2 separate regions of the Homo sapiens genome follow, and region 1 is linked to region 2. A link is a contact called in ENCODE Hi-C or POLR2A ChIA-PET data. All regions are on one chromosome and are shown on one strand. The core of a region is the stretch at or near the end of the contact, and the rest is flanking DNA. Distances in the headings are between cores, read along the strand shown.

What was found. Hi-C counts contacts between places; a loop is a spot of excess contacts on that map. ChIA-PET counts read pairs that join two places held with the same protein, here RNA polymerase II (POLR2A). Pooled maps may share reads with other maps.
Region 1: a map of natural killer cell shows a loop between it and region 2 (10-fold over the local background). The contact joins two enhancer-like sites. A Hi-C loop is called at or near these places in 1 of 168 maps with a recorded cell type or tissue (natural killer cell) and 2 of 50 pooled maps. POLR2A ChIA-PET finds 5 or more read pairs at or near these places in 5 of 52 experiments (CD8-positive, alpha-beta memory T cell, H1, WTC11 and 2 more).

Annotation. Positions count from the first base shown.
Region 1 is chr22:39,169,686-39,175,615 of GRCh38, reverse strand. No RefSeq gene overlaps it. Among named protein-coding and RNA genes, the nearest start is that of CBX7, 20 kb to the right of the region's middle. RefSeq lists enhancers at 1,431-2,100, 3,113-3,918. Within about 2 kb of position 1,500, at least 37 of the 41 ENCODE cell types and tissues checked have a DNase peak (open chromatin) inside an H3K27ac peak, as active enhancers do; they include natural killer cell, where a contact is called at or near this core.
Region 2 is chr22:39,115,190-39,120,811 of GRCh38, reverse strand. It overlaps the pseudogene COX5BP7. Among named protein-coding and RNA genes, the nearest start is that of APOBEC3H, 21 kb to the right of the region's middle. RefSeq lists enhancers at 2,812-2,961, 2,972-3,071. Within about 2 kb of position 2,756, at least 7 of the 41 ENCODE cell types and tissues checked have a DNase peak (open chromatin) inside an H3K27ac peak, as active enhancers do; they include natural killer cell, where a contact is called at or near this core.

The DNA of each region.
Region 1 (5,930 bases), core at 251-2,750, 56 kb before region 2:
TGAAGGGGGGACACAGGGTAGGGGAGAGAGCGGGGCTAGCTGCACCAACTCCAGCCCTGGGATCCTAGAGGTGCCGCGCCCCGCCCTGGGCTGCACGCCCATCACCTCCCTTCGAGGCCAGCCCACCTCGGCCCTTTGGTTTGGCTACAGGTCTGGGGCATTACCCTAGCAGGGTCAGGTGCAGGCAGAGACGTGGAGACCCTAGCCTTGGATCAGGCCTTGGGCGGGTGGAGAACGGAGAAAATGCAGAGGCACGGGCTGTGCTGCCACCCTCGCAACCCCCGAAACCAGCCCAAAGTGATTGGAGACCAAGGGACCATCTGCACGAGAAATTCTCCCCATTTAGAAATAGGGGAAACTGAGGCACAGGGAGGCCATGTGGCTTGCTCAGAGTCATAGAGCTGTCACGCTGTCACCTAGTGGAGATGTGATTGGAATCCTGGGCTTTCTGTCTCTGGCCCCCACCTGGGGGCCCCTCACGGTTCCTCTCTTCTCCCCTGCTTCCCTAGCCCCCCAAGTCTGGCTGGTTCTATTCCAGTGTGTTGTCCTGTAAGGGCTTCGGGTCCCCCGGGGGGCCAGGGTCAGGTAAACAGGATCCCAGCCGCATTCCCTGACCTTGTTTACCTCCCAAAAGAATGTGAGGGCATTCTTCCCCTTCCCGGGCTGTGAGTCAGCTCCCAGCAATGCGCCGGCTGGCTGCTGGCTGCCCTTCCCCCATGCAACCCCCTCCAGACCCCTGCCCCTTGCCTTCTCACCCGGTGACGTCACTGATGTCACCCCTCCCCATACCCCCATGGAGCCCACCAGGCCTCCAGTTGCCATGGCGACGGCTCACAACAGGAAGCACAGCCCCATCGAGGCCTGCGCTGGGGCAGAAACACAGGAAGCCGCGCTAAGCACTGAGCAGCATTGTCAGCCCCGTAAAAAACAAAACAGGACAAAAAGATTTAATGAGAACAATCAGCCCAAAGAAAAAGGAAAAAAAAAAAAGACCAAAAAAACAAACAAAGCCAAACAGCCTGAAGGCAGGGGGCTGGCAGGGCTCCAAGGACCCCACGTTTTCCCTCCCAACACAATGTAGGCTCAATAATACTTCCTTCTCAGAAGGAGGCTCCCGGGGGTGAGCAGCGGCTGCAGCAGCTCCAAAACTACCCTTGGCTACCCTTGGTAACCCCAACGCAGGTCCAGCTCTATGCCCTCTACTGAAGGCTTTGGGGGACTGGATAGGCTAGTCCTGCCCCCACCTCCCCAAGTATTACCCCTCCTAAGTCCTGCTAGGGGACGTATTCAGTTCAGTGGAAGAAAGAGCACAGGCTCCTGGGTCACCCAGATGGAAAATCTACTCCTGGCCCAGCCGCTGCCTGATGATTGTGAGATTCTGTGTGGGTGGCGATCTCTCTTGCACCTCACTTTCCTCATTGGTTTTGCACCTCACTTTCCTCATTGGTTTTGTAACCATCACTGTCATCAGCATCCGCCTTCACACCTCACAGAGGTGTTGCAAAGCTCAGGCGAGCTGGCACATCAACTAGCACCCAGTAGGTGCTCAATGCGTGCAGAAGGAACTCACAGAGGATGAATGAATGGGGCAGAAATTCCGTGGAGGCAGCTAGCTCAGCTCTGAACTAACTATCAGAGATGGACAAGATGCCCCAGGGGGTATGGGGCTCCCCATCGCTAGACGGGGCAGGCTTGTGAAGGCTTGGTGGGACCTTGTGGAAGGGACTGAGCCCTGGAACAGGGAGGGTGTAGGGGAGGAGCAAAGCTCCCTCCCTCCAGCAGAAGGCTCTGGCCCAGTGGTCCTGTCTGGATAATCCCATTTAGTCTGGTATCTGGTTGATGCCTGCACCGTGACTATGGGAAGAGACCCCACAGTGTCAGTGGGGCAGTTAGTGGTGGGGGGACCCCTGGCTCTTTCTCCATTGCCTGGAGAGAGTAGGGTCCCAGGGCAGAGGAGGCCACCATTCTAGTCCATTTAGGAATGTGACGGATAAGAATGATCCCCGTGGGACAGTGGCAGAGCTGGACTCTGATCACACGGGCAGGTCAGGCCATCCCCTGTCATGTGGATCGGTCCAGCACCTGCTGTTAGCCCAGTGGTTCCTGCCAATGATTGGTGATAGAGCTGGCCTTGCAGGGCCCGGTTGGGGAGTGGGGAACGGGATGCTTAGGCGAGGAGGCTGACTGAGGTTCAGAGCCTGGCTCCAGGTGGTCAGAGAGGCCACCTGGGGGAAATGGGCCAGAAAATGCGGACGGGACTTTGTTGGGTAAGGACAAAAATGGTAGCTGTTCCACTCAAGGGCATAGCAGGAGCACAGGCGTGGCAGTGAGAAAGCCCAGGGTGTTCTGGCCACGGGACCCAGATCTGCACACCTGTAGTCAAAGTTGGTGTCACAAGATAGAGAGATCCCATGGAAAAGAGGCTGGAACCAGATCACAGAGGGTCTTCAGTGTCACTGCCAGGAGTCGGGAGCTGACACCCTAGGCACCGGGGAACTGCTGGGGGCTTTTGACCAGGGTAGTGATATGTGCAGCCGGGTAATTTAGGGTGACGCCTCCGTGTGGATTAGGAGTGGAGGATGCACCAGGAAACAGCATAGGATGGGAGGTCAGAATCTGGGGTCTGCTGAATTGGCTTCTTTTCTTTTGAACTTAATAATAATGAGACATAATAGGTGTTCAATCAGGCCGGGCACAGTGGCTCACGCTTGTAATCGCAGCACTTTGGGAGGCCGAAGCAGGCAGATCACCTGAGGTCAGGAGTTTGAGACCAGCCTGACCAAGGTGGTGAAACCCCATCTCTAGTTAAAAAAAAAAAAAAAAAAGTACAAAATTAGCCAGGCGTGGTAGCACACGCCTGTAATCCCAGCTACTTGGGAGGCTGAGGCAAGAGAATTGCTTGGACTCAGGAGGCGGAGTTTGCAGTGAGCTGAGGTCACACCGCTGCACTCCAGCCTGGGCAACAAGAGTGAAACTCCATCTGAAAAAAAAAAAAAAAAAGGTGTTCAATCAATATTTATAGAATGAATGAATGGCAACCACCTTATACTGTGATATTTATTTTGCATACGTTGTCTTGTCAATTCTCACTACAAGCCTAAAAAATAGGCCTCATTCTTCCTGGTTTTACAAATGAGAAAATGGAGGTTCAGAGAGGTTGAGGGACCTGCTCCAGGCTGCACAGCATGCTGTGGTGGAGCAAGATTCCAGCACAGCTGAACCCACCCACCATCTCCCACTGCAGAGTCCACCCCAGCGCTGGGCTCTGTGCTGAACCCACCCACCATCTCCCACTGCAGAGTCCACCCCAGCGCTGGGCTCTGTGCTGAACCCATCCACCATCTCCCACTGCAGAGTCCACCCCAGTGCGGGGCTCTGTGCCAGGCCTGGGGGACACACAGATAACTGAACTCCAACCATGTGCCTGAGTAGCCCCCAGATTAGAGGCCTCAGTTTTCCCAGCTGTGGACTGAGGGCTGGTGGAGGAGTGCTCAGGGAGGGGGCTGCCCAGGGCCCAGCTGGGGGAAGACAACACTGAGACATGGGAGGAAGGGAAGGGTGCCCTGAGAAGAGGCAGGATAACTGTGGGGCGCTTGCAGGAAAGGAGCAGAGGCCAGGGCTTGCTAAGGGGATGAGGGGAGAAGCAGACGTGCTGAGAGGCAGGAGCAGGTGGTCAGAGGCTGGGAGGAAATGGATCTCGGCCGCAGCCCTGGGTCCCAAACACAGGCAGACGGGGGATGGTGCGAGGGGGCTGCACCTGGGGCCTCAGGTGGGACCCGGAAAAGACATGCCTGCCCACACCTCCTCCTGCCCCTCTATCCTCCATCCGGCGCCGCTCGCGCACCTGCCCCTCCGGCCCCCATCCGGCCCGGGGGTGGGAGGAATGAGGACCTCTTCCAATCCCTGGTGGAAATCCTCTCGGGGGCTGTTGAAAGGGGCTGTAGGAAGGGTTGTAGTCTGTGGGTGGCTTGGGTCTGGAGCAAGGGAGGAGAGGGGAGCTGGGCAGAACAGGGAGGCTCCTGGGAAAAGCCCACGGGAGGGGGGCCGGGGCTCCTTGGACAGGAAGGGACAAGGGGTTTCCACGATGGCGGAGGAAGGCGTGCTGGCCTCGGAGCCACCAGGCAGAAGCCCTCATTTTGGTTCTGCTCCACACAAGGGGTGGATCCTCAGCAAGCGATTCCCCTCTCTGGGCCTCAGTTTCCTCATCTGTAACAGGAGGGGATCTGACCGCAGGGAGGGGCAGCAGGCAAGCCCAGTGCTTAAGAGTGTGGGTCTGTTTGGGACTGGACTGTCTGGGCTCGATCCTGGCTCCGGTGGCCGCGCAGACAGGCCCCATGGTGAGCGTCTTCAGAAAACAGGATGTGACCCAGCCTGCAGGTGTGCAAATGTCTAGCTCCATCACCCGATAGCTGCTTTGCAAGACGCTCAGCCTTCTCTTCCATTTTCCCGTGACACACCCATCATCCACAGCCCTCCTCCCTGTACTGTGGAGGGTGCTGATGGTGGACGCTCAGGCAAGGAAAGCAGATGGGGCATGTCCCCTCGAGGACCTGCTGTGGGTCCTGCAGGCTCTGCCTCTGGCTTCCCTGGGGCCCCATCCACCCAACACCGAGCGCTGGGCAGCCGGACGCCGGGAATCTGGCGCCACCTGGTGGGCAGAGAGAATCCTGCTGTCCTCCAGGGCTCTGGACGGGAACTGGGCACCAGGCGTCCTGTAGCCATCCCTCTCTGTTTTTTATTCAACCGGGGCTGACCTTTTTAAGAGTTTAAATTTAATTTTTTGGTCAGGCGTGGTGGCTCACGCCTGTAATCCCAGCACTTTGGGAGGCCGAGGCAGGTGGATCACCTGATGTCAGGAGTTTGAGACCAGCCTGACCAACATGATGAAACCCCGTCTCTACTAAAAATACAAAAATTAGCCAGGCATGTTGATGCGCACGTGTAATCCCAGCTCTACTAGGGAGGCTGAGGCAGGAGAATCGATTGAATCTGGGGGGCAGAGGTTGCAGTGAGCTGAGATCACACCACTACACTCCAGCCTGGGCAACAAGGTGAAACTCCGTCTAAAAATAAATAAAATAAAATGTTAAATTTATTTTTTTTAGGGATGGAGTCTTGCTATGTTGCCCTGGCTGGTCTTGAACTAGGCTCAAGCAATCCTCCCGCCTATAGCTGGGTCCACAAGGGCACCTCTGTAACAGCTTTCCCCACTCCCGCTGCGTAACCCCATCTTCTGCCATCTCCCTGTGGCTTGCTGAAGGCTAGCCCCTCACTGGGCCTTTATCTACTCAAACACAGGACCCCTATTGTGTGCATGGCCCCAGGCAGAGCACCAGGCTGGTGATTGAATCAGGCAGTTCCCTGTCCCTCCCAGAGGAGCTCTCAGGCTGCTGGGGGAAACTCACAGACCACAGCAGGACCAGGGCTGTGGCTAAGGGGAGCCCAGAAGTTTTGGTGGGGGCAGGCAGAGGGGTAGCCAGGGCAGGCTGTGGAGGAGAAGCTGATCAGGCTTCGTTTTGAAAGCTGGAAGCAATAGTAATAGTGGAAGCATTTAGTAAGCAGAGAGCAGGTGTGGAGGTGTGCCATTGCAGAACAGCCCTGAGCTGAGAGCCACCGAGGGGTCGTTCTAGGGAGTGACATGGTCAGTCCACTGCCAGTGCGAGATGGTGGAGGTGGCTGAAGTGAGAGGTGCTGGTGGCTACGTCTTGGAGGGTGGTTGGTGGTTGCTATAGAGACTGGGAGAAGGGGATGGTGAGAGGTGGAGGGAGGTGAGCCAGAGGAGGCCCTGGAACACTCCTTGGGTACCTGGCTTGGCTGGCTCAGTTCACCTGGACAGGTACTGGAAAAAGGGGAGGAGGAGGGGGAGGAAGAAGTGACTTGGGAGAAGAAGAGGGCAGGGCGCTCAGGTCTGGGTATGTTCAGTTTGAGAG
Region 2 (5,622 bases), core at 1,507-4,006:
TGGCAGCACCCTTACAGACACACCCAGGATCAGTACTTTACATCCTTCAATCCCATCAAGTTGACTCTTAGTATTAACCATCACACATGATTATACACATCATTCTGTCCCTTTTCTCAATAATTTCTTGTAGAAATTTTGGCTGCATACTAGTCAATGGTGTGAATGTACCATAAATTACACATTCATCCACCAGTGGGAATTCACTTTATTTCCAATTTATTTACCCTGCAAACAGCATCGCACTACTGATGACAAGCAGGCAACTGCGTTGGAGAGGGAGGTCATCATGGCTGCAAGGAAGGGACCGGACCCATATAATATACTACCCCTAAAGGCAGCTTCAGGCACCAAAGAAGACCCTAATTTAGTCCTCTCCATCACCAACAAGAGAAGAGTGGGCTGCATCTGCGTAGAGGACAACAGTACCATCACCTGCTTTGGGCTGCACAAAGGCGAGACCCAGTGATGCCCCAGCTATGGAACCCATTACAAGCTGGTGCCCCGCCAGCTGACGTACTGAGCACCTGCACCAAGTTACCCAAAATGTGCTGCAAAGTTTCTTCTTTCCAATAAAGAGTAGCCATTGCATTGGCTCCTTCTCCCATTAAAAAAAAAAGAAGAAAGGGCCGGGCGCGGTGGCTCATGCCTGTAATCCCAGCACTTTGGGAAGGCGAGGTGAGTGGATCACCTGAGGTCAGGAGTTTGAGACCAGCCTGACCAACATGGAGAAACCCCGTCTCTGCTAAAAATACAAAATTAGCCGGGCTTGGTGGCGCATGCCTGTAATCCCAGATACTCAGGAGGCTGAGGCAGGAGAATCGCTTGAACCCAGGAGGCAGAGGTTGTGGTGAGCAGAGATCGCACCATTGCACTTCAACCTGGGCAACAAGAGTGAAATTCCTTCTCAAAAAAAAAAAAAAAGAAAGAAAGAAAGAAAGAAAGAAAAGAAAAAAGGCCAGGCATGGTGGCTTATGCCTGTAATCCCACATCTTTGGGAGGGCGAGGCAGGAGGATTATTTGAGCCCAGGAGTTCTAGACCAGCCTGGCCAACATAGTGAGACCCTAACTATTTAAAAAAAAAAAAAGTCACATGCAGATTTTTTTTTTTTTTTTTTGAGACAGAGTTGCCCAAGCTGGAGTGTAGTGGGATAGTCTTGGCTCATTGCAACCTCTGCCTCCCGGGTTCAAGTGATTCTCCTGCTTCAGCTTCCCGAGTAGCTGGGATTACAGGCACACGCCACCACACCTGGCTAATTTTTGTATTTTTAGTAGAGATGGGGTATCACCATGTTGACCAGGCTGGTCTGAAACTCCTGACCTCAAGCGATCCGCCTGCCTTGGCTTCCTAAAGTGTTAGGATTACAGGTGTGAGCCACCATGCCTGGCCTAGTTGTCTATTTGTATCTTTTCCCATACAGACATTTTAGATTTTATGTAATCAAATAGATCTATATTTTTGTTGAAGGTCTCTGGATTCTCTCTTTTAATTATAAGGATTTTCCTAATTTCTGTTTTGTACATGTCTTCTGGATTTTTTTCTAAGATTTTAATTTTTTACATTGAAGCTCTGAGCCATCTGGAATTTATTTTTGCATATGGTATGAAAAAGGACTCAATTTTCTTCCAGATGGATAGCCAGTTGTGCCAGCACCATTTATTAAGCAGTCCAGAGTGTCCACCGAAATTAAGGCTATTGAGGCAGAAATAATTTGATAAAGGTTTATTGGAAGCCAAATGTGATGATCGACCCAGGAAGACACACCAACAAGGTTGGGGGTATTTCAGAGTCTGTCACAAGGTTTTTTTTAGGAAAGTTTAAAAGAAGGAAGGGGGAGCTGGGCGCAGTGGCTCATGCCTGTAATCCCAACAATTTGGGAGGCCGAGGTGGGTGGATCACCTGAGGTCAGGAGTTTGAGACCAACTTGACCAACATGGTGAAACCCTGTCGCTACTAAAAATACAAAAAAAAAAAAAAAAAAATTAGCCAGGCATGGTGGTGCATGCCTGTAATCCCAGCTACTTGGGAGGCTGAGGCAGGAAAATCGCTTGAACCCAGGAGGTGGAGGTTGCGGTGAGCCGAGATTGTGCCACAGTACCACAGCCTGGGTGTCATGAGCAAAAATATATCTCAAAAACAACAACAACAACAACAAAAAACAATGGAGGGGGACTCCTTTCCTTAGAGGGTACAACACAGAGGTTACCATCACCATCATGGGGTACAGATGACATCATACAGGATAAGAATGCCTACACACAAGACAATCAGTCGAACTTCAGACTTCAGCTCACCTTAAAAGAAATCAGTGTCCTATTTAGTGTCTGCAGGTTACACACTGATCAGTACATCAATCATTTGAGAAATTTATGATAAGATTCTTTAGTTGGAGACGCAATGTTACCATCGAGTCAAAAGACTGTTGCAGAACCCCAAAGGGTAGGTTTGAGTACCTGACACGCTGTAAGCCAAGCACTGACATGTGGGCGCTTAGGAGCAGAGAAAGGTTTATTCAATTTGGCCACGGCCTGAGGATGGGAGACCCAAACTCTCGAATCTGACCTTCCTTTGTAAGGTGGGTAGGGCGGGAGGTGAGATTCCCCCATGATCAAAGCTGTTTGCGTCCCTTCGTCAATCAAACTTCTGGACATCGCCAAGGAGGTCGCATGACCTCAGGATCTTCATTCTTCAGAAGCAAAACAAGTTCATGAATCTTGCAGGCAGCCTCCAGGGGGCAGAATGTGACGTTAATCAATTACTAGTGAATTGGTGAACACCCTCTACTTCAATGACCACATGTGGAGGAAGAAAAGAACAGAGAAGAAAATAAGTAACCAACATCTTATGGTTGTTATAGCATAGGCTGGGTTACAGCTCCCAAGGTGGATTGCTTTGGAAGCCTGCTTACTGTTGAACATGACTTGAAGGTTATCAACAGTTATTCATTCAATTACTCATGAATTTTCTGGGCAGCGGGTGGGGGATTCCCCGAACTGAGGACTCTTTCCCGTTTCGGACCATACAGGGTAATGTATAGATGTTGCCATGGCATTTGTAAAACTGTCAAGTCACTGGTGGTAGCGGTAGCGTCTTTTAGCACAAGAATTAATTTTAATTAGCATATAATGAGCGGTGAGGATGATCAGAGGTTTTGGCAGGTTTGGTCCGGGCCTCTTTACCGCATCCTGTTTTATCAGGGGGTCCTTGTGATCTGTAACTTGTGAAACCAGCCCTGCTGAACTACCTCAATATGAAAATAGTCTTAACCTTTGAGAAGAAGCCTTCGGTTCTAATTGATAGCCATATTTCCTGGTAATAATGTTGTAATCAACATCTTTGTATATTCCTTAAGCACTTAAATACTTAAAAAAGGGGGCTGTGTCAACCCTGAAGAGGATTACTGAGATTTTACTCATCTCCGTCCTGCATGATAAAAGAAAAATACATCCTGTTATTCCAGCAAATTGATGTTTTAATTAAGAGATCAAGGCCGGGCATGATGGCTCACGTCTGTAATCCCAGCACTGTGGGAGGCTGAGGCAGGTAGATCACCTCAAGTCAGGAGTTCTAGACCAGCCTGGCCAACATGGTGAAACCCCGTTTCTACTAAAAATACAAAAATTAGCTGGGCATGGTGGCGAGCGCATGTAATCCCAGCTACTCGGGAGGCTGAGGCAGGAGAATCACTTGAATCCGGGAGGCGGAGGTTGCAGTGAGCCGAGATCGCGCCACTGCACTCTAGCCTGGGTGACAGAGTGAGATGCTATCTCAAAAAAAAAAAAAAAAAAAGAGAGAGATTAAAAGTCTTAGATTTGCCTGTCTATTCCTATGCCAGTATCTGTCTGTCTATCTGTCAACGAAAAGAGTCAAACTCTATAAAATATTTGAATAGATTTATTCTGAGCCAAATATGAGTAAGCATGGCCCATGACACAGCCTTCAGGAGGTCCTGAGAACATGTGCCCAAGGTGGCTGGGGTGCAACTTGGTTTTATATATATTTAAGAAGGCATGAGACATCAATCAAATACATTCGAGACATATATTGGTTTGGTCCAGAAAGGCAGGACAATTCGAAGTCAGGGGGCTTCCAGGCTATAGGTAAATTTAAACATTTTCTGCTTGACAGTCGGTTTAGTTTGTCTAAAGACCTGGGATCAACAGAAAGAAAATGTTGAGGTTAAGATAAAAGATTGTGGCTGGGCACAGTGGCTCACACCTGTAATCCTAGCACTTTGGGAGGCCGAGGCGGATGGATCACCTGAGGTCAGGAGTTTGAGACCAGCCTGACCAATACAGCGAAACCCCATCTCTACTAAAAATATAAAAATCAGCCAGGCATGGTGGCACGCCTGTAATCCCAGCCACTCGGGAGGCTGAGGCAGGAGAATCTCTCAAACCCAGGAGGCGGGAGGTTGCAGTGAGCAGAGGTCCACTGCACTCTAGCCTGGGTGACAAAACTAGACTGTGTCTCAAAAATAAATAAAATAAAATAAAATAAAAGACTGTGAAGACCAAGTCTCTTTTGAAGTCTCATAGTGGCTGCCCTTAGAGACAAGAGATGACAAATGTTTCCTATCAGACCTTTAAAAGGTGCTAGACTGTCACCACCGGTAACACTCCAGTCTGGATGACAGCAAGTCTCCTTCTAGAAAAAACCAAAAACCAAAAAACAAAAAACCACCTCTGATCCCCAAGTTTTCCGTGAGACTGATTTGAGTAATAATAAAATTCCAGTCTCCTGCACAGCCTGCTCTGCGTGAATTACTCTTTCTCTATTGCAATTGCTGTGTCTTGATATAAATCAGCTCTGTCTAGGCAGTGGGCAAGGTGAACCCCTTCAGCGATCATATTGGAAAGTAAGTCATGAAACAGAGGGTTAAATAAAACTCATCTGATGAGAATTTATGGTTTATAGGGCATGACTCCCCAGACCCCTTAGATAGGAATTTGGGCAAGATTAAAAAAAAAAAAAAAGCAGAGCTTAGTCCTCATATCTACCTATCTATCTATCCATCCATCCATTCATCTATCCATCCATCTATCCATCATCATCTATCTGCTTCTGAGACCTGAAAGGCTAGTAAAGGTAATCAAAATATCCTTCTCTGATATATTTTGAGATGGCTGCTCCTGCAAACAGAAGCAGCCCTGCAAAGCGGTCTTCTATTATTATTATTATTTTGAGACTGAGTTTCATTCTGTCCTCCAGGCTGGAATGCAGTGGCATGATATCTGCTCACTGCAACCTCCGCCTTCTGGATTCGAGCGATTCTCCTGCCTCAGCCTCATGAGTAGCTGGGATTACAGGCACACACCACCACACCCAGCTAATTTTTTTTTTTTCTATTTTTGGTAGAGATGGAGTTTCCCCGTGTTGACCAGGCTGGTCTTGAACTCCTAACCCCAGGTGATCCGCCCACCTCGGCCTCTCAAAGTGCTGGGATTACAGATAGGCTTGAGCCACCGCGCCCGGCAAAAGCGGTCTTTTGTGGGGGAGATTTGCATCTGTAGAAAATCTGCATTGCTGCAGCCTGGTTTTCTCCCAGGCCCTCCCTTGTCCAGATCTAGGAAAGAGGAACTGAGATTCTGACACCCTAAAACTCTGAAAGAAACATTTAC